2 separate regions of the Homo sapiens genome follow, and region 2 is linked to region 1. A link is a loop called in an ENCODE intact Hi-C map of the cell type or tissue named here. Cell type or tissue: psoas muscle. All regions are shown on one strand. Links, peaks and the distances in the headings refer to the core of each region. The heading gives the core; the rest is flanking DNA.

Evidence for each region. Hi-C counts contacts between places; a loop is a spot of excess contacts. Peaks named below come from ENCODE experiments on the same cell type or tissue, not always from the same donor. Only the 100,000 strongest peaks of a DNase experiment are listed, where the experiment ranks them.
Region 2: it touches region 1 in a loop (1.8-fold over the local background); 9 of 110 quality-filtered maps call a loop at or near these places.

The regions. Positions count from the first base shown.
Region 1 is chr5:134,298,010-134,308,193 of GRCh38, reverse strand. CDKL3 (cyclin dependent kinase like 3) reads left to right here. Exons shown (of 13, transcript NM_001113575.2): 9 at 1-56; 10 at 1,492-1,585; 11 at 3,627-3,789; 12 at 5,507-5,604; 13 at 9,484-9,770. The coding sequence ends at 9,543. Among named protein-coding and RNA genes, the nearest start is that of CDKL3, 64 kb to the left of the region's middle. In psoas muscle, for the core only: a CTCF peak has its summit at 5,182 (motif pointing left); no DNase peak of the experiment used is centred there; H3K4me3 peaks cover 331 bases.
Region 2 is chr5:134,349,461-134,359,644 of GRCh38, reverse strand. CDKL3 (cyclin dependent kinase like 3) reads left to right here. Exons shown (of 13, transcript NM_001113575.2): 4 at 9,218-9,396. Among named protein-coding and RNA genes, the nearest start is that of CDKL3, 13 kb to the left of the region's middle. In psoas muscle, for the core only: no CTCF peak of the experiment used is centred there; no DNase peak of the experiment used is centred there; H3K27ac peaks cover 1,255 bases.

The sequences.
Region 1 (10,184 bases), core at 268-8,267:
AACAGTAATTTGATGGCTGCAAATCTCAGTTCAAATCTCTTTCACCCCAGTGTGAGGTGAGCTGTAACAGAGAAGAAACCTAAATAATACAACATTCCTGTATAATGGTATTTCAAAGAATCGTGTTCATAGTGTCTGTATGTAAACTGAACTTGAAGAAAATATATTGAAATTAAAGCTGTATAATGGGCCATTTACTGAGTGTTTCTTATGGATGCTGTAGAAGAAATTAACTTTTCTTGGCCATATAGATGTTTAAATTTTCACTAATGTCTTCTTGAAAAACCTTATTAAAAAAAAAGACCCTTTGAAAAATGTTTTTATTTTTGAAGAGAAAAAAAGTTGGTATGTCCTAAGTTCTGGTATCAATGTGCCTTGGTATAACAAAATATTTATTTCTGTATCATAGCAAATTCTCTAAGTGGAGAAAGGATAGTAAAAAAATAATCTTTCGTAAGTCAAATAGCCTTTCAAGGTGAAATATTTTGGGAGAAAAATAGCATATTAGGCCAGTTTTAGATTTAACCTCTGATACAGATTGAGAGACTGGTCCATGAGTCTGGTTAATCAAGGGCAGTGTGATGGATGGTGAGAGTTTGTCCAACAAGGCAGTAAGGCCACTTCAAAATTTAGGGAGGCTACTGTCATTCTAGGGGAGGAGACTGGGTTCATTAGCCCAAGAGGATTCTAGCAGACTGGTTTGGGCCACAGGTTGTGAAGCCCAGTGGTCTGCAGAGGTGAGCAAGTGGACATGTCCATGTCAGTCCAAAGGTACAGCAGGTTACAGACTGCAAGAGCCTAGTTGTTCTTGAGGTGATCCCAAAACCATGGTATCAGTAACAATGGTTGTAAGCCAGTCAGTCTTGGACAGTAAGTTCATAAATTGAGAAAGCTGATAGTTAAGAGAACCAAATTCAGAACAGGTAGAAGGGAGCAAGTAGGCCAGCAGGAGTAACCCCACAACATGCCTGTCACCACTGATGTAAACATGCACTAATTGTTCTCTGCCCTGTTACCACCTCTCTCCTAAGGGCAATTGGTAGGTAAGGACTCACTATTGCATTTTGGTACTCAGTGTTCAAACAGTAGACTTCCAAGCCATAATTTATTCATTCTTGAAGCTAAAACAAAGGCATTTCGGCCGGGCATGGTGGCTCGTGCCTGTAATCCCAGCAATTTGGGAGGCCAAGGCGAGTGTATCACTTTAGCTCAGGAGTTCGAGACCAGCCTGGCCAACATGGCAAAACCCTGTCTCTACAAAAAATACAAAAATTAGTTGGGCATGTTGGAGCACACCAGTAATCCCAGCTACTTGGGAGGCTGAGGCAAGAGAATCACTTGAACCCAGGAGACAGAGGTTGCAGTGAGCCAAGATCATGACACTGCACTCCAGCCTGGGTGACAGAGTGAGAATCTGCCAAAAAAAAAAAAAAAAAAAAAAAAGCATTTCTGGGGAGTTTTAGTAACTTCTCATTCATTTTTAAATAATAGGTTAACTGAAAGAGCAAAAAAGAGACGCACTTCTTCACAATCTATTGGACAAGTTATGCCTAATAGCAGGCAAGAGGATCCAGGTCCTATTCAAGTAAGGCAAGAAGCTACACATTAAAATATGGCCTCTTTTAACATTACTTCTTTTTTCCTTTTCTCTATCTTTAGGGCTCTAATACTTTTTTGTTTGTTTGTTTTGTTTTTTTGAGAGAGGATCTCTCTCTGTTGCCCAGACTGGAGTGCAGTGGTACGATCTCAGCTCACTGCAGCCTCGACCTCCTGGGCCCAAGCAATGCTCCCACCTCAGCCTCCCAAGTAGCTGAGACTTCAGGCACATGCCACCATGCCCAGCTAATTTTGTTCATTTTTTTGTAGCGACAAAGTCTCACTATGTTGCCCAGGCTGGTCTCAAACTCCTGAGCTCAAGGGATCCTTCCGCCTCAGCTTCCCAAAGTGCTAGGATTACAGGTGTGAGCCAACGCACCCAGCCTCTAACACTTCTAAAAATGTGCTTTAAGTTTCTTTTTTTCTTCCTGAGTTGAAAATAGGCCATTATTTTCTAAGTGCTTTCACAATTAATTAAGTTCATATATCTTAATTTATCACAATTAATTAAGTTCATATATCTTAATTTATGTATTTAACATGTGACTTAGGCAGAGTAAGTTAAGATTTCCACCTTTGAAAGTCACAAGAAGTTTTGTTTTTTTCACTCCCAAAAAATGTTTTTAATATCTTTATGGATTAAAAACAATTGCCAAATAAACACAACTTATTTTCACTAGAAAAAATAATCAAAATAATCGATGTAGTTCATCCCCCTCCCAACTTTTGTTTTGTTTTGTTTTTGGCTTATTTTGCATTATTCATCGCTAATGGGACCTCACAACTTTTTACATAGGAAATTGATTTATTCAAAATTGAAGCACAATGTTAATTATAATAACAAAAAACTGAAAACAATACAAACCTGTCCAAAAGCAGATGACTAAGTACATTAGGGTACATTCATACAGTGGAATACTAAACATTACATTGTGGAAGAGTGTTCATTGATCTAGACAAGATTTTATCATCTGTTTTCAAATGAACAAAAATCTGGTAACACAGAAGGTTTCCCAGATGCTGGATGTGCAATACATTTTTTCCTTTGGGTTTTCCCAGTGTTTACAAAGCATATCATTTTCTAGGTAGATAAAGAAGTTATTAAGAAAATGAACTGAAGCAATTTGTTCAAAGTCAGAGTGCAGTGAATAGTATTAAAAATGAAAAGTTAAGTTTGTGGTTCTGGCCAGGCACAGTGGCTCTCACCTGTAATCCTAGCATTTTGGGAGACTGAGCTGGGAGGATTGCTTGATCCCAGGAATTTGAGATCAGCCTGGGCGACATAACGGACCCTGTCTGTACAAAAAATGAAATAAAATAAATTAGTCGTGTGTGGTGGCATGTGGCTGTGGTTTCAGACTCGGGGGCTAAGATGGGACTATGGCTTGAGCCCAAGAGGTTGAGGCTGCAGCCGTAATGGCGCCACTGTATTTCAGCCTGGACAACAAAGCAAGACTCTGTCTTAATAATAATAATAATAATAATAATAAGGCCAGATGCAGTGGCTCATGTTTGTAATCCCAGCATTTTGGGAGCCCAAGGCAGAAGGGTCACTTGAGCCCAGGAGTTTGAGATCAGCCTAGTCAACCTAACAAGACCCCATCTCTACGAAAAATTTAAAAATTAACCAGGCATGGTGGTATGTGCCTGTAGTCCCAGTTACTTAAGAGACTGAGGTGGGAAGATCACTTGAGCCCAGGGGGTTGACGCTGCAATGAGTCATGATCATGCCAATGCACTCAAAATAATAATAATAATAATAATATTATTATTATTATTATTATTGTGGTTCTCATGACCAAGACTATTATGCTCAGAATATTAAATATGCTAGAAATGTTTGCTTTATGAAACTTTTATTGGAGTTTGATCTGTTGATATGTTCAATAGTGTTCTATTCTAAATCTTCTTAATTATTAAATTAATTGTTATGTCTATCTTATACCATCCAAATGGCTAGCAATTCTAGGATTGTCATTCTACAAATAGTTAGACACATTTCTTCAACTAACTCTTGTTTGTTTGTTTAGAGCCAAATGGAGAAGGGTATATTTAATGAGCGAACAGGTCACAGTGACCAAATGGCAAATGAGAACAAAAGGAAGCTGAATTTTTCCAGATCTGACAGGAAAGAATTCCATTTTCCAGAATTGCCTGTCACAATACAGTCAAAAGATACAAAAGGAATGGAAGGTACACATTTGTTGCATAGCTTTACAATTATGATGATATCATTTATAAGATTTTTTCATAATATAACTTACATTTTATAGTGTGATTTAGGTAGAAAATAGTAAATTGGTGAGGAAAACATTTCAGCTGATGAGATTTTCTCCCCATTGTCAAATAAGGGGTATGATTTTAAGGAGATAATTTTAAAGAGGCTTAGGCGTGTAATCCCAGCATTTTGGGAGGCCAATGCAGGAGGATTGCTTGGGCCCAGGAGTTTGAGACAAGCCTGGGCAACATAGCAAAACCCTGTCTCTACAAAAAATAAAATAGCTTGGTGTGGTGGTGTGTGCCTGTAGTCCCAGCTACTCCAGAGGCTGAGGTAGGAGGATTGCTTGACCCAGGAAGTTGAGACTGCAGTGAGCCATGATCACGCCACTGTACTGCACTCCAGGATGACATAATGAGACCCTGTCTCTAAAAAAAAAAAATTTTTTTTTAATTAAAAAGAAAAATAAAGAGAGGTTAAGACAGCTTTAAAAGGTAAATTATTAAAATTTATTTATTTATTTATTTATTTAAGACAGAGTCTCACTCTGCTGCCCAGGCTGGAGTGCAGTGTTGCAATCTCAGCTCAGTGCAACCACCACCTCCCAGGTTCAAGTGATTCTCGTGCCTAGCCTCCTGAGTAGCTGGGACTACAGGTGCCCACCAACACGCCTGGCTAATTTTTGTATTTTTAGTAGAGACGGGGGGGGGGTTCCACCATTTTGGACAGGCTGATTTCGAACTCCTGACCTCAGGTGATCCACCTGTCTCAACCTCCCAAAGTGCTGGGATTACAGGCGTGAGCCATTGCAGCTGGCTGCAAAGGATAAATTTTTTATTAGCTCAATGTTGTTGAAATGTTAGAATAGTATTTGAGAAATTTGTTTAGTATATGACCTGGGGTAAATTGCCTTTCTATGTTTCTTCATGATCATTTACCCATATAGTAGCAGAAATTTTATATGTATTTTGAGCATCCAAGGATTAAATATATAAGATTTATAGGCTGGGCACAGTGGCTCACACCTGTAATCCCAGCACTTTGGGAAGCCAAGGTGGGCGGATCACCTGAGGTCAGGAATTTGAGACCACCCTGGCCAATATGGCAAAACCCCATCTCTATTAGCCAGGCATGGTGGCTCATGCCTGTAATCCCGGCTACTTGGGAGGCTGAGGCAGGAAAATCACTTGAAACCGGGAGGCGGAGGTTGCAGTGAGCCGAGATCGCGCCACTGCACTCCAGCCTGGGTGACAGAGTGAGACTCCATCTCAAAAAAAAAAAAAATTTATGAACTTAAGATTTATATCAGAATGAAACGCACTTTTGTCTTGAATAAATGTTATGTTTCTTTGAAGAACAGTGACACCTTGTGAAAAATTAATATAATAGCAAGAATATCATCCTTGTACAGTTCAAGAGGAATTATCTGATCCACTTAACAGTTACACTGAGAATAATAAAATAAAATAAAATAAAATAAATGTCTTATTTTAATACTTAGTAGACTATTTGTAAAGTTATAAAACAAATAATTTACCATATTTTACCATTACAACTCATAATTTATTTTGTTCCTTTGTAATAAACTGAGAAACTGACTTAGTGGATTTCTATTTGAAATTCTTGGAAAGGAAAGTAAAATTTCAAAGTAGGAATAACAAATTTTCATTGTTTTGTATATTTTTGCAAAAGTTAAACAGATAAAAATGCTGAAGAGGGAGTCAAAGAAAACAGAGTCATCTAAGATACCAACTTTACTTAACGTGGATCAAAATCAAGAAAAACAAGAGGTAACTCTTTTTGTATATAGCTTTTACTAAGGCATGTTGTTTAGAGGACTTGACTCAGTGTATAAATTTAGTTATTACTATTGGAAAGCTATATAAAAATTCAAAATTTTATAATCTTTGAACTAAAGAAACAGATCTATATTTTCCTAGAATAACCCATTAATAAAAGTTTCTAAAAGTTATTTTTTGGTGGGTAATGTTGAATGATTAGAATGCATGGCACCCAGGGAAAATATTATCTGTATTGTGTGTAGTGTCAGATATCAGGCAGGTAAGTCAGACTAGTGAAAATGAATAATGGTATAAATATATGGTTATATGGCCACAAGCATGTGTGTCTTTGCCTTTAAGCCTCTTCCTTCCTTCGTTTTCTCTCCAGTTTATTCCCTTATCTCTGCTGTCTGCCTGCTGTCCTATTTTCACAAATATTTGCTCTCAGCTAACTATCAGGTAATCTTGTTGAAATATTCCCAGTCCCTACCCACCAGAGAGATTCTCAAATTTTATTTGAAAATCTTGAAGCCTGTAATATCCAAATGAATGCTCTATAAAGACAGTCTTTTAAGAGAGAGAGATTGTGCTGAGCACCCACTGAATTAAATCATATCGATGGCCTCCTATTCTACACTTGTGAGGTCATCTCTGTATGTGATTTATCAACTTCTGTTTTTGTGTTTGTTTGTTTGTTTGTTTGTTTGTTTTTGAGACGGAGTGTCTCTCTGTTGCCCAGGCTGGAGTGCAGTGGCGCGATCTCGGCTCACTGCAACCTCTGCCTCCCGGGTTCAAGCAATTCTCCTGCCTCAGCCTCCCAAGTAGCTGGGACTACAGGCACACGCCACCACACCCAGCTATTTTTTTTAAAAAATATTTTTAGTAGAGACGGGGTTTCACTGTGTTAGCCAGGATGGTCTCGATCTCCTGACCTCGTGATCCACCCGCCTGGGCCTCCCAAAGTGCTGGGATTATAGGTGTGAGCCGCCGCATCTGGCCCAACTTCTGTTTTTTTAAAAAATAAAATTTATTACAGTTTTACTCATGATAAAATTAGTAAATACTTATTAAGAAAATTTGAAGAAATTAAAAATATTTTAAAAAATCTGAAACTCTGTAAGAAGGCATTTTAACAAGGCTACTTGATCTCTATAATATTTGGATAGAGGGTTATCAGACACTATTAGATGTATTCTCACTGTGACATTTAGGGCTATCTCTTTAGTCTTGGCCTAGAGCTTGTTAAGAACTCCACAGTCCACTTTGCAGAGAAGAAATGTTGTAGAACAAGAATGCCATTAGGCCGGGCACAGTGGCTCACACCTGTAATCCCAGCACTTTGGGAGGCTGAAGAGGGTGGATCACCTGAAGTCAGGAGTTCAAGACCAGCCTGGCCAATGTGGTGAAACCCCTTCTCTACTAAAAATACAAAAATTAGCTGGGTGTGGTGGCTCATGCCTGTAATCCCAGCTACTCGGGAGGCTGAGGCAGGAGAATTGCTTGAACCTGGGAGGCGGAGGTTGCGCAGTGAGCTGAGATCAAACCATTGCACTCCAGCCTAGACAACAAGAGTGAAACTCCGTTTAAAAAAAAAAAAATCCATTAATAGTCATCTTTCGGTTCATTATAAAAAGTAATAAGGTGGCTTTAAACTTTTAAATTTGGGTGACATACTCATGTCACAGCACGTTGCACAGCATACCATTTGCACATTTTTTCAATCATTGGGTGAGTTAGGGCTCCTGAGGTAGGCAGACTATTAATGTGCCTCATGTGTTTATCCCATTGTCCTGTGAGAGTCCCCAGGAACTAAAATTACTTTCTAGTCCAGGAAAAAAGGAACTCTGCAGGAAAAAAGACCCTTCTGTGATTTTTAGGATAAATAATAAATTAAGGAGGGAAAACATCTTCTTGTTCATATGATATAGAACTCCAGAAAAAATGAAGTCATCAGTGTTGATTATAGTTTATTTGTACTGCTTATTCAAATGCAGCTCTGACAAGTGACTGAAATTGCATAAAAGGCTAGTACAACTGGTTTTAATAAATGTCAGAATTAAGAACATTTCTTAAATTTTGAGCCTGTAGTTTATTTTAGAGCATGAAAGAATATGACATATTTTTAAAAACATAAGATAGGGAATTGCTAGTTATTTTTTCTATTCTTGGCTCTGTATTGACTTGGTTTTCGAATTATACAATCAGATCCAAGCACTTCTCAGGTTTACTTTATTTTTTATTATTTATTTATTTATTTATTGAGACAGAGTCTCACTCTGCCACTTAGGCTGGAGTACAGTGGTGTGATCTTAGCTCACTGCAACCTCCACCTCCTGGGTTCAAGCAATTTTCCTGTCTCAGCCTCCTGAGTAGCTGGGATTACAGGTGCCTGCCACCATGCCTGGCTAATTTTTGTATTTTGAGTAGAGACGGGGTTTCACCATGTTGTCCAGGCTGGTCTCGAACTCCTGACCTCAGGTAATCTGCCTGCCTTGGCCTCCCAAAGTGCTGGGATTACAGGTGTGAGCCACCACGCCCTGCCAGGTTTACTTTTTAAACTCTTTCAGCTATCTCAAATGTGCGTGCATGCATTGAATAGGTTCTATAACCAGAGAGAGACTAAATTACTGGGAATGAGTGAGTTAGGCAAGAGAGAAAAGAGTCCATACAAAGGCCACCTTTTGTTTTGTTGGATGATAATGATAAGGAATACATTGCTAAATAGTTTCCCTGTACCTTATGAAACAACCCATAGGGGCAAAGTACAAGTATTTATCTCTGGCTGTATTTCCTTAGCCAAAGACTCACCATGTCCTCAATTAAAGACCTGTTTCTATTTACTTTTTAGAATACAGGAAATGCACAAACTGAAAGGAAGAAGAACTTGCCAGATGTAGAGTAGAAAATGCAGCAGCTGAAAATTCAGGGAATCCCAGAATCACTGTATGGTTTTTTAAAAATCCTTTTTATTAATGTTACATACACAAAAATGCTAACTAGATAATTTTACAGGTATATCGTAAATCCTGTTAGTTATATGTACATTCACCTAAATTTGTTTTTAAATTTATTAATCTTTAAATTATTCATGTTTTCTTAATTTGAACATGAATTTATAAAAACTACCTGACTGGTACATCCTAATAAAATTGCAGCTTACATTTAGTCATATAATTTTATTTGATCACCTATTATTTCAATCATACTTGATGAGTGGTCATTCTTAGCATTGGTTTAGGGCTTTATAATTACAGAAGGAAAAGTTTCTAAATATGTGATAAAGTAAGATCCTGATGTCTGGGAACACCAAACATTTCTGAGCAAACAAATATACTTGATAACCATGTAACATGGGTTTGGCTTTACACTGAACTTTCTGGAGCAGCATTTAAACATATCATGAAGATTGTTTAAAAGGATGGAAATTGGTCGGGCATGGTGGCTCACGCCTGTAATCCCAGCACTTTGGGTGGCCGAGGCAGGTGGATCATGAGGCCAGGAGTTCGAGACCAGTCTGGCCAGCATGGTGAAACCCCATCTCTACTAAAAATGCAAAAAATTAGCCGGACATTGTGGCGTGCACCTGTAATCCCAGCTACTCAGAGGTGGAGGCAGGAGAATTGCTTGAACCCGGGAGGCGGAGGTTGTAGTGAGCCGAGATCACGCCACTGCACTCCAGCCTGAGCACAGAGCGAGACTCCATCCCGCTGCCCCCCGCAAAAAAAAAGATGGAAGTTGAGCAAGGCATTGAAGCAAATCTTTTGGCTTGACTAGCATGTTTATAATTTAGTAATTTACATGTAATTTAGCATTAATAAAGTCAGAGTTTTGGTAGCATATATTTACATTCCAGTCCCTGATTCTTACTAGCTTGGTTTCTAATTTTAGGGTGGAGATGGCCATTGCGAGGGGAAGAATTTGAAGAGAAACAGGTTTTTTTTCTGGTAGTGTCTTTTCTTTTACATAGTCCAAAAAATACAAGATGACAACTCTTCCCGTTTTATTTATCTACAATAGAAGTGTGATGTGAGTTGTTGTTAAGACAGCCATCCATGTGCATGAGCATCATCCAGCTTTTTTTGTTAGCAAAACATTTACTGTTTTCTTTTCCCTTTTAAGACTCTGTTGATGTGATAATTTGATTTGGAATTATAAAGTCATCTCTTCTCTGCCTACTTCTTTTTTTTGCCATGATTACTGAGTGGATAACACAAGCCGTGACATGATACAAACTGTACTTATACTTAATGATCTCTGCCTTCTTGTAGCCACATAACTTCGAGTCAGTTATCTCCTATAACACACAGGCCTCTTTAAATGAGTTCTTAATAAAATATTTGAGCCGTTGTTTTAAAAGCTATTCATGGCTGGGTGCAATGGCTCATGCCTGTAATCCCAACACTTTGGGAGGCTGAGGCAGGCGGATCACTTGAGGTCAGGAGTTCGAAACCAGCCTGACCAACACGGTGAAACACCATCTCTACTAAAAATGCAAAAATTAGCTGGGTGTGGTGGTGCACAGCTGTAATCCCAGCTACTCAGGAGGCTGAGACAGGAGAATCGCTTGAATCCGGGAGGCCAAGGTTGCA
Region 2 (10,184 bases), core at 1,520-9,519, 50 kb before region 1:
TAGTAGAATCAGTAGTCAGCTGGAGCACTATTATTAGAGAAAGTATATTAAAACATTGAAAGTCAGGTCTGTGGCTTAATGGAGAGTTGCTCATATAAAGGGAGGTTTAGCAAGACTCCGCCTCACAAAAAAAAAGGCGGGGGGAATAGTAAGTAAATTGTGGATGCCTTTAGGGGAAGAAAGGAGATATAAAGTGGCGGAGCGGTTTGAGGCCTTGTCATTTAACCTATGAAAAATCAAGGAAGAGGAAAGATCACAGCTATTCTGATGTTTAGTGTTGACTTTAGCATTGGCTTGTAAGTGTTTAGCTCAGCAGGTTTTTTGTTTGGTTGGTTGGTTGGTTTTTGAGATGGAGTTTTGCTCTCGTTGCCCAGGCTGGAGTACAATGGCATGATCTTGGCTCACTGCAACCTCTGCCTCCTGGGTTCAAGCAATTCTCCTGCCTCTCCTTAAAACATCTCGGTGTTTGTCCGAGATGACGGTGCTCCTCCTCAATCAACCACCACACCTGGCCAATATTTTGTAGAGATGGGGTTTTCCCATGTTACCCAGGCTGGTCTCAAACTCCTGGGCTCAAGTGATTTGCCCGCCTCAGCCTCCCAAAATGCTGGATTACAGGTGTGAGCTACTGCACCTGGCACAGATTTTTTAAAAGATCAAATTAGGTACTAGGTATAAAGCATTTAAACTGTGTCAGGCACATTTTAAGTGCTCAGTAGATAGTGCTGGTAGGCTGGCTATAGTAGCTCACACCTCTAATCTCAGCATTTTGAGAGGCTGAGGCAGGAGGATCACTTGAGCTCAAAAGTTCAAGCCCAGCCTGGGCAACATAGCAAGACCTTGTCTCTACTAAAAATAAAAAATAAATTAGCTGGGCATCAGGCATCGTGCACAATCCTGTACTCCCGGCTACTTGTGAGGCCGAGGTAGGAGGATTGTTTGAGCCTGGGAGGTCAAGGCTGCAGTAAGCTATGATTGCACCACTGCATCCTGGTTGACAGAGCAAGATTCTGTAAGTAAGTAAATAAAATAAATAAATAAATAAATAAATATAGCAAGCTGGTTTGGAGTGAGGAATATTAATAGTTGTGTTAAGGAAAGAAAAGAAAAAAAAGGAAAAGAAAAGAAAGCTGGTAGGGAGTCAAGAATAGTGGTGTTATCTTTGTATCTGTTTAGAGCCTTGTCTATATTAGACTCTAAAAATGTTTCTTGAATAAAAGGAGATCTCAGTCTGGGCTAAACTGACAGTAGAAGACTTCCAAGATGAGGTAAAACTAAAGTAAGTAGAATTTTGAACTGTAGCTAGGATTTTGTTGGAGTAGAGGAGAAAATGCATTCAGGTGGGGTACCATTGTGAAAATAGAAGTAGACCGGAGCAGGGGACTTCAGAGAGTGCTGTTAAGTCAGGTTACAGGGAACAACAGATAGAGGAAGATAAGATTACACAGGTTCACAGGGGAGAGATTTTCCAGAACCTTGAAATTTACCCACAGGAGGGTGGACTCTTTCCTGAAGATCCTGGGAAACTACTGAAGATTTTGTTGTTTTTTTATTTTTGTTTTTCTTGAGACAGGATCTTGCTTTGTTGCCCAGATGGGAGTGCAGTAGCATGATCATAGCTCACTGCAGCCTCCAACTTCTGGGCTCAAGTGATCCTCCTGCCTCAGCCTCCCAAGTTGCTAGGACTACAGGCACATGCCACCACATCCAGCCCATTGAAGGTTCTTGAGCATTGCTGTGACTGGATGAAAACAAAATCTAATTTTATTTTAACATGAGTAGAAGATATGAGTAGATAGAGACCCAGAGAGATCAGACAGGTAGCTGTTGTGACAATCTAGATGTGTGGGTGGTAACGGTTTGGACTAAGTAGCAATGGGAAGGAGAGGAAGGATGGCAGAGGGATAGGATGGAAATATTTCAAAAGGAAAATCACAGGACTTGGGAAGTAATTAGATATGAGAGGGATGAAAACAAAGGGTGAAGTCAGAGGTTATTACAGTATTTTTTTTTGAGACAGAGTCTCTCTCTGTCACCCAGGCTGGAGTACAATGGCAGGATCTCGGCTCACTGCAACTTCCGCCTTCTGGGTTCAAGCGATTCTTCCTGCTTCACCCTCCTGAGTAGCTGGGATTACAGGCTCCTGCCACCAGGCCCGGCTAATTTTTGTATTTTTATTTTATTTTATTTTATTTTATTTTATTTTGAGACAGAGTCTTGCTCTGTAGCCCAGGCTGGAGTGCAATGGCGTGATCTCACTGCAGCCTCCTTCTCCTGGGTTCAAGTGATTCTCCTGCCTCAGCCTCCCAAGTAACTGGGTTTACAGGTGCGTGCCATCATGCCCGGCTAATTTTTGTATTTTTAGTAGAGACGGGGTTTCACCGTGTTGGTCAGGCTGATATCAAACTCCTGACCTCGTGATCCGCCCACCTTAGCCTCCCAAAGTGCTGGGATTACAGGCGTGAGCCACCGCGCCCGGCTTACATTTTCTTAAAACAATAATCAGTGTGTTTGGATAGACCCATACTAAATAATATTGGGGATACAAAATAAGTAGATATTTTGCCTTCAAAGACTATAGTTGAGAAAATAGGCTTAGACAGATGGTACAATAAGTATAAAAGTGTAGATGATGAAGTGCTAAGTTTCGTGGCACAAACGATATAGTAGTACAGCATAGGATGGGCAAGAAAGTCAATAGGATAATTTCTGACTAAATACCAGTAATACGATACTCCCAAGGATGGCCCGCTGTTGCCCTCATCCACGTGGAGCTAAATGCTTTTGATGTAAAACAAAACTAACCATTTGATTGTGAGATAAGAGTTTTTATTTTATTTTTATTTTATTTATTTATTTTTGAGATGGAGTTTCACTCTGTCACTCAGGCTGGAGTGCAGTGGCATGATCTTGGTTCACTGCAACCTCCACCTCCCAGGTTCAAGCAATTTTCCTGCCTCAGCCTCCTGAGTAGCTGGGATTATAGGTGCCCACCACCACACCCACCTAATTTTTGTATTTTTAGTAGAGTCGGGGTTTCACCACGTTAGCCAGGCTGACTAACTTTGGTCTTGAAATGCTGACCTCAACTGATCTACCTGCCTTGGGCTCCAAAGTGCTGGGATTACAGGCATGAGCCACCAATGAGAGTTTTTAAATAGTAACCAAATAAATTCACAGGTTAATAAGTGAATTTCCCAATGCCATACAGGAGGGGTCCCCAACCCCTGGGCCACAACCAATACCATTCTGTGGCCTGTTAGGAATCAGGCCACACAGTAGATGAGTGGTGGGCGAGCAGGCAAAGCTTCATCTGTATTTACAGCCACTTTGCATTGCTCGCATTACCACCTGAGCTCTGCCTCCTATCAGATCAGCAGAGGCATTAAATTCTTATAGGAGTGCGAACCCTACTCTGAACTGTGCATGCAAGGGATCTAGGTTGTGCACTCCTTGTGAGAACCTAATGCCTGATAATCTGTCACTGTCTCTCATAACCCCCAGTTAGGACCATCTGGTTGCAGGAAAACAAGCTCAGGGCTCCCACTGATTCTACATTATGGTAAGTTGTATAATGATTTCATTGTATAGTATAATGTAACAATAATAGAAGTAAAGTGCACTATAAATGTAATGCACTTGAAGCATCCTGAAACCATCCCCCAGCCTGGTCCATAGAAAAACTGTCTTCCATAAAACCAGTTCCTGGTGCCAAAAAGGTTGGAGACTGCTGTAATACAGTTAATGAGTGATGGAAGCGGGGACTAGATTCCTTCCACAGTCCATACGCTTTCCTTTCTACCATGCCATGTCTCCACAGCAGCTTAGTATGGAGCGGCTTAGCTTTAATTCTTAAGGCCTGTGCTTAGGAAATACCGCAGAATGAGAAAAGTGTTATTGTGTTTGGGAAGCAGTCAGATAACATATATTTATGGATATGTATACACGTGTGTATATGCATGCATAATTTGTTAAATGGAATTAGGGGATTAGAAGAGGAAAATGACAGAGAAAGATTATCAAAACTTTAATTGCTGTTTATAAAAGAAATTTATAATCAAAGTTCATCTTAAATCATCTCAGAATTGCGATATAACTTTTCAATAAATACCTTTCTTACCATACTTCCTCTTAACACAATACCTTTGCACATACTAGTCTATCTTCCTGGATTTATCTTTCTTCCACTCTTTCCTAGTTTACTTCTGCTCATCCCTCAGATCTTAGTAAAAGTGGAATTTTCCCCAGGGATGTCTCCATTCAAGTTATAATGCTATGTTCCTTTCCTTTGTAGCACTTGTGTTATTTTATATTTGTGTGATTATATGAAGTAAGGTGTTTCTCTTACAACTGACTGTGAGTTCTGTGATGGTAAAGAACTATATCTGTTTTTTTTTTTTTTTTTTTTTCCTGAGACAGAGTCTTGCTCCGTCGCTCAGGCTGGAGTGTATTGGCATGATCTTAGCTCACTGCAACCTCCGCCTCCCAGGTTCAAGCAATTTTCCTGCCTCAGCCTCCTGAGTAGCTGGGCTAACTTTTTTTTTTAATTTTTAGTAGTGCCAAGGTCTCACCATGTTGCCCAGGCTTGTCTCAAACTCCTGAGTTCAAGTGATCTTCCTGCCTCCGTTTTCCAAAGTGCTGGGATTATAGGCATGAGCTATCATGCCCAGCCTGAAGTGGTATCTATTTTTTTTTTTTTGAGACGGAGTCTCACTCTGTCACCAGGCTGGAGTGCAGTGGCACGATCTCAGCTCACTGCAACCTCCGCCTCCTGGGTTCAAGCGATTCTCCTGCCTCAGCCTCGTGAGTAGCTGGGACTATAGGCACATGCCACCATGTCCGGCTAATTTTTGTATTTTTAGTAGAGACGGGGTTTCACCATGTTGGCCAGGATGGTCTCGATCTCCTGACCTCATGATCCACCTGCCTCAGCCTTCCCAAGTGCTGGGATTACAGGCGTGAGCCACCGCGCCCGGCTCCTGAAGCGGTATCTTAATGTGCTTTTTAATGTCTGTTTTTGTTCACATTATATCCTTAGGTCTTGGAATAGTGCCTGGCATATAGTAGGCCCTCAATTAAAATTGTGGTAGTTAAAAAGGATTTATATATTTTGACAGATGGCAACTTTAAAGTGGCTCAATTAGAAAGGCTTACCCTAAATTAATTTTTTGGCTATTTATGGAGGGAGACTGAGTCAAAACAAGAGCCAGTCTCAAAGATTTATGGTAGTAAGTTGTATAAACAAGGAAAGATCCCAGATTTCTGTCACTGAGACATTTCTACTTGTGCTGTGATACTTTACAGGTGATGAGTATGTGCTTCTATAATTCACTTGATAAAATTTTTAAATGCCTTCTCTTTGTTCTAGGCACTATACTGAGCACGAGATATTAATTGAACAAGACAGTTGTGTATATTGCCCTCACGGAGCTTATGGTTTAGTGGGGGTTTCAGACAAGTAAACAGACAACAGTACTGCATGACAGATGCTATGAAGGGGGAAGTGCAGATTGATGTGAACATATAGAAGGAGCATCTAATACTAACATATAAGCTGAGTCCTGAGGAAATAGCTGGCTTGGCCAGGCAGTTGGAGCAGCATCAACAAATGCATAGAGATTAGACAAACCCTGGCAAATCGGGAAACTAATATTCTATAGGCTAGGGAAAGGAGGTTAATAGGGTAAGTAGGGGCCGAATCTCACAAGGCCTTATAAGCCATTTCAGGGAGTTTAAAATTTATCCTGCAGGATGAGGAATCCTTGAAGCAAAGAAGTGACATGATCAGGCTAGGCACGGTGGCTCACGCCTGTAATCCCAGCACTTTGGGAGGCCGAGGCGGGCGGATCACAAGGTCAAGAGATCGAGACCATCCTGGCCAACATGGTGAAACCCCATCTCTACTAAAAATACAAAAATTAGCTGGGCATGGTGGCGCATGCCCGTAGTCCTGTAGTCCTAGCTACTCAGGAGACTGAGGCAGGAGAATAGCTTGAACCCGGGAGCCAGAGGTTGCAGTGAGCCGAGATTGCGCCACTGCACTCCAGCCTGGTGACAAAGCGAGACTCTGTCTCAAAAAAAAAAAAAAAAAGTGACATGATCACACATCTGATTTTAAAATAGTACTGTGACTTCATTGTGGAGACTGAATTGGAGAGCACGAATGTGAATTCAGGGAGACAAGTTGATAGACTTGTGTATTAATTTTGTGAGACAGCTGGGGAGACCTGAACTAGGAAGAGCAGTAGTTAGGTTAAGGGAGTGTGGGGAGGGAGAAAAATGCCCTTGGTTTCTGGCTTGCGTTATGGAGTAAGTGGTGGTTCCATTCACTGGAATAGAAGATTGTTGAGAAGCAGTAGGTTTGGGGGAGAAGAAGACGCTTTTAGTTTTAGATTTGCTGAATTTAAAGGGCCTGTACTTAGTTTTGTGGGATTTATTGTGGACTTTCACTTCTTGTGGAAACCAGGAGAAATATCTGTTAGACGTAGAAATGTTGAAATTATCAGTAGTATATGGACAGTTACTAAAGCTATAAGAATAGATGAATCATCTACAAAAATCAACTAAAAATAAAGATTTAATTGTAAGATCTGAAACTGTTAAACTACTAGAAGAAAACGTGGGAAAAGTTCTATGACATTGGATCTGGGCAATTATTTTTTAGATATGAACCCAAAAGCACAGGCAACAGAAGCAAACATAGATAAATGGGATTACATTAAACAAAAAAACTTCTGCATATCCAAGGAAACAATAGAGAGAAGAGAGAACCCACAGAATTAGAGAAAATGCTTGCAAACCATACATCTAATAAGAGGTTAATATCTAGAATATATAAGGAACTCAAATAAATCAATAGTAAGAAAACAAATAACCTGATTAAAAATTGGGCAAAGGACCAGGTACAGTGGCTGATGCCTGTAATCCCAGCACTTTGGGAGGCCAAGGTGGGAGGATAGCTTGAGTCCAGGAGTTCAAGACCAGACCAGGCAACATGGCAAAACCATGTGTCTTTAAAAAAATAAATAAAAAATGGGCAAAGGTTGCTGGGTGCAGTGGCTCACACATGTAATCCCAGCATTTTGGGAGGCTGAGGCAGGTGAATCACTTGAGGTCAGGAGTTTGAGACCAGCCTGGACAACCTGGTGAAACCCCATCTCCACTAAAAATACAAAAATTAGCCGGGCGTGGTGGCATGTCCCTGTAATCCCAGCTACTCAGGAGGCTAAGGCAGGAGAATTTCTTGAACCCAGGAGTCAGAGGTTGCAGTGAGCTGCGATCGTGCCACTGCACTCTAGCCTGGGCGACAGAGCAAAACTCTGTCTCAAAAAAAAAAAAAAAAATCAACCTAAGTGTCCATTAAGGATGAATGCGTAAAGGAAATGTAGTATGTATACACAATGGAGCACTATTCAGCCATAAAAATAGAAGGAAATCATTTGTGATGATGTGGATAAACCTGGAGGACGTTATGGTAAGTGAAATAAGTCATACAGAGGACAAATACCGCATGATCTTACTTACATACAGAATCTATAAAAGTGCAACTCATAGAAGTAGAGAGTAGAATGGTAGTTACCAGGGGCTAGAGTGGGGGTGGTTGGGGAGATGTTGGTCAAGGGATACAAAAATTCAGTTAGAAAGAAGGAATAAGTTCAAGAGATCTATTATACAAAATGGTAACTAGTTAATAACAATGATTGTATTCTTGAAAATTGCTGAGAGTAGAATTTAAGTGTTCTCACCACAAAATAAGTATGTGATGTAATGTTAATTAGCTTGATTTAACTAATTTTACAATGTATACATATTTTAAAACAACATGTACATGATATATACAATTTTAATTTATCAATTAAAATTAACAATGTTAAAAAATAATTCAGGCCGGGTGTGGTGGCTCACACCTATAATCCTAGCACTTTGGAAGGCTGAGGTGGGAAGATCACTTGAGCCCAGCACTCATGATCAGCCTGAGCAACATAACCAGACCCTGTCTCTACAAAAAAAATTTTTTAATTAGCCAGTAGTCCTAATACTGTAGGCTGTAGGACTACAGACACGCGCTTATAGTCCTAGCTACTCAGGAGGTTGAGGTGGTAGGATTGTCTCAGGTGGTAGGCTCCTTGCTTGAGCCCAGGAGTTTGAGGCTGCAGTGAGCTTTGATTGTGCCTTTGCACTCTGGTCTGGGCAATGGAGCAAGACCCTATCTCTTTAAAAAATAATTTCTTAAAAAGAGTTGATCAGATTGAGATGGAGCAGCCAGTAAGTGGGGAGAAGCCCAAGAGTGTTGTCCCTATAACCAAGTGACAAAAGTGGCTCCCCCACCCCACAAAAAAGAGAGTACGTGAGATTGACCAGGAAACTTGATACATATGAAGAGAGGAAAGCCTAAGACAAGGACCCTATGTTTTAGGAACAGACAGAGAAAGAGGAGCTGCCAGGTAGGTAGGAGGAGATTTGGAACATTTTAGGTCTCAGAAACCAGGAATGTAGGAATAGTTGGCATTTTTTTATGCTATGAAATCAAGTACGATATGGGTGGAGAGGTGGCTACTGGATGTAGGAAAAATGTAGATGGCTTTGGCTAGAGAAGTTTAATGCAATGTAGGAACAAAAGAGAAGGTTACATTATCTTGAGTGACTGGGTCAGAAAGTGAAGACTGAGTACAGATAATGTCTCAAGAGGTTTAGCTGTGAAGGACATGAAAGGGCAGGAACTGGAGTGAGACATAGGGTTAAAGGAAAGTAAAATTTCAATAAGTTATTTTTCTTTCTTTCTTTTTTCTTTCTTTTTTTCTTTTTTTTTTTTTCTTTTTTTTCTTTTTTTAGAGACAGGGTCTCACTCTGTTACCCAGGCTGGTCTCAAACTCCTGGCCTCAAGTGATCCTCCTGCCTTGGCCTCCCAAAGTACTAGGTTTACATGCATGAACCACCACTCCCAGCCTCATTAAGTTCTTTTGGTTTTTCTTACAGGAATGTTATTTGCCTTTTTAGTATTATGTCTGTTTTCTTAGCTTCATTTTATTTTGAGGTGATGGATGGGGCAAGAATTGAAAACATATAACTATATTTGCATTGTGTAATTAATCCTTTGCATGTGGTAAGGAAATAGCTTTACTATCTTAATTAGCTAGATTTTCTCAGTATAATTTTTGAGAGATTCTGGATAATGAAATCTCATTTTAATGTATTTTGTATTCTGTTTGTTTTTTAGATCATTCATCGAGATATAAAACCTGAGAATATTTTAGTATCCCAGTCAGGAATTACTAAGCTCTGTGATTTTGGTTTTGCACGAACACTAGCAGCTCCTGGGGACATTTATACGGACTATGTGGCCACACGCTGGTATAGAGCTCCCGAATTAGTATTAAAAGATACTTCTTATGGAAAGTATGTGTATTTTGGGATCCTGTCAGCCTTTCCTAGGTATCTCTTTTTTTGTTTATTTTTTGAGATGGCGTGTTGCTCTGTCACCCAGGCTGGAATGCAGTGGTGCAATCTTGGCTCACTGCAACCTCCACCTCCCAGGTTCAAGCAATTCTCCTGTTTCAGCCTCCCAAGTAGTTGGGACTACAGGTGCACACCACCACTCCTGGCTAATTTTTGTATTTTTAGTAGAGACGGGGTTTCACAATATTGGTCAGGCTGGTTTCGAACTCCTGACCTCAGGTGATCTACCTGCCTCGGCCTCCCAAAGTGCTAGGATTACAGGCGTGAGTCAGTGTGCCTAGCCTCCTAGGTATCTCTTTTATCCCTTGGTATGTGCTTGTATATCTGTCACCCCTAATACTGACACATTCTGCCGTCTGCATCTAGGTTGGGGCTAAGAAGAGGGACACCTTTAAAGGTAACATAACAGATCCTTTAGGTACCTGCATTGCTGGCTACTGCTACTGCTACGCTCACTCAGCTCTCACAGGCTGAATGGACACAGCTCCAGAAGACCTATGCAGACATCCCTCAGTGTGTATCTATATTTGCTTTAAGCTGTGCCATGCCCTCGGCAGAGTTCCCTCTTCTGTTTATCTTTAGCCTCTACATTCTGCAAAGATTTGAAATCATTTACCTTACTCTGCTAGTGTTGCAGTAGGAACTGCCGAGTTTCCCATTTCCTGGAAAAATGGTACCCTCTTTGTGAAGACTGGCAAATAATTTTAAATTGTACTGTTTTAGGTGCA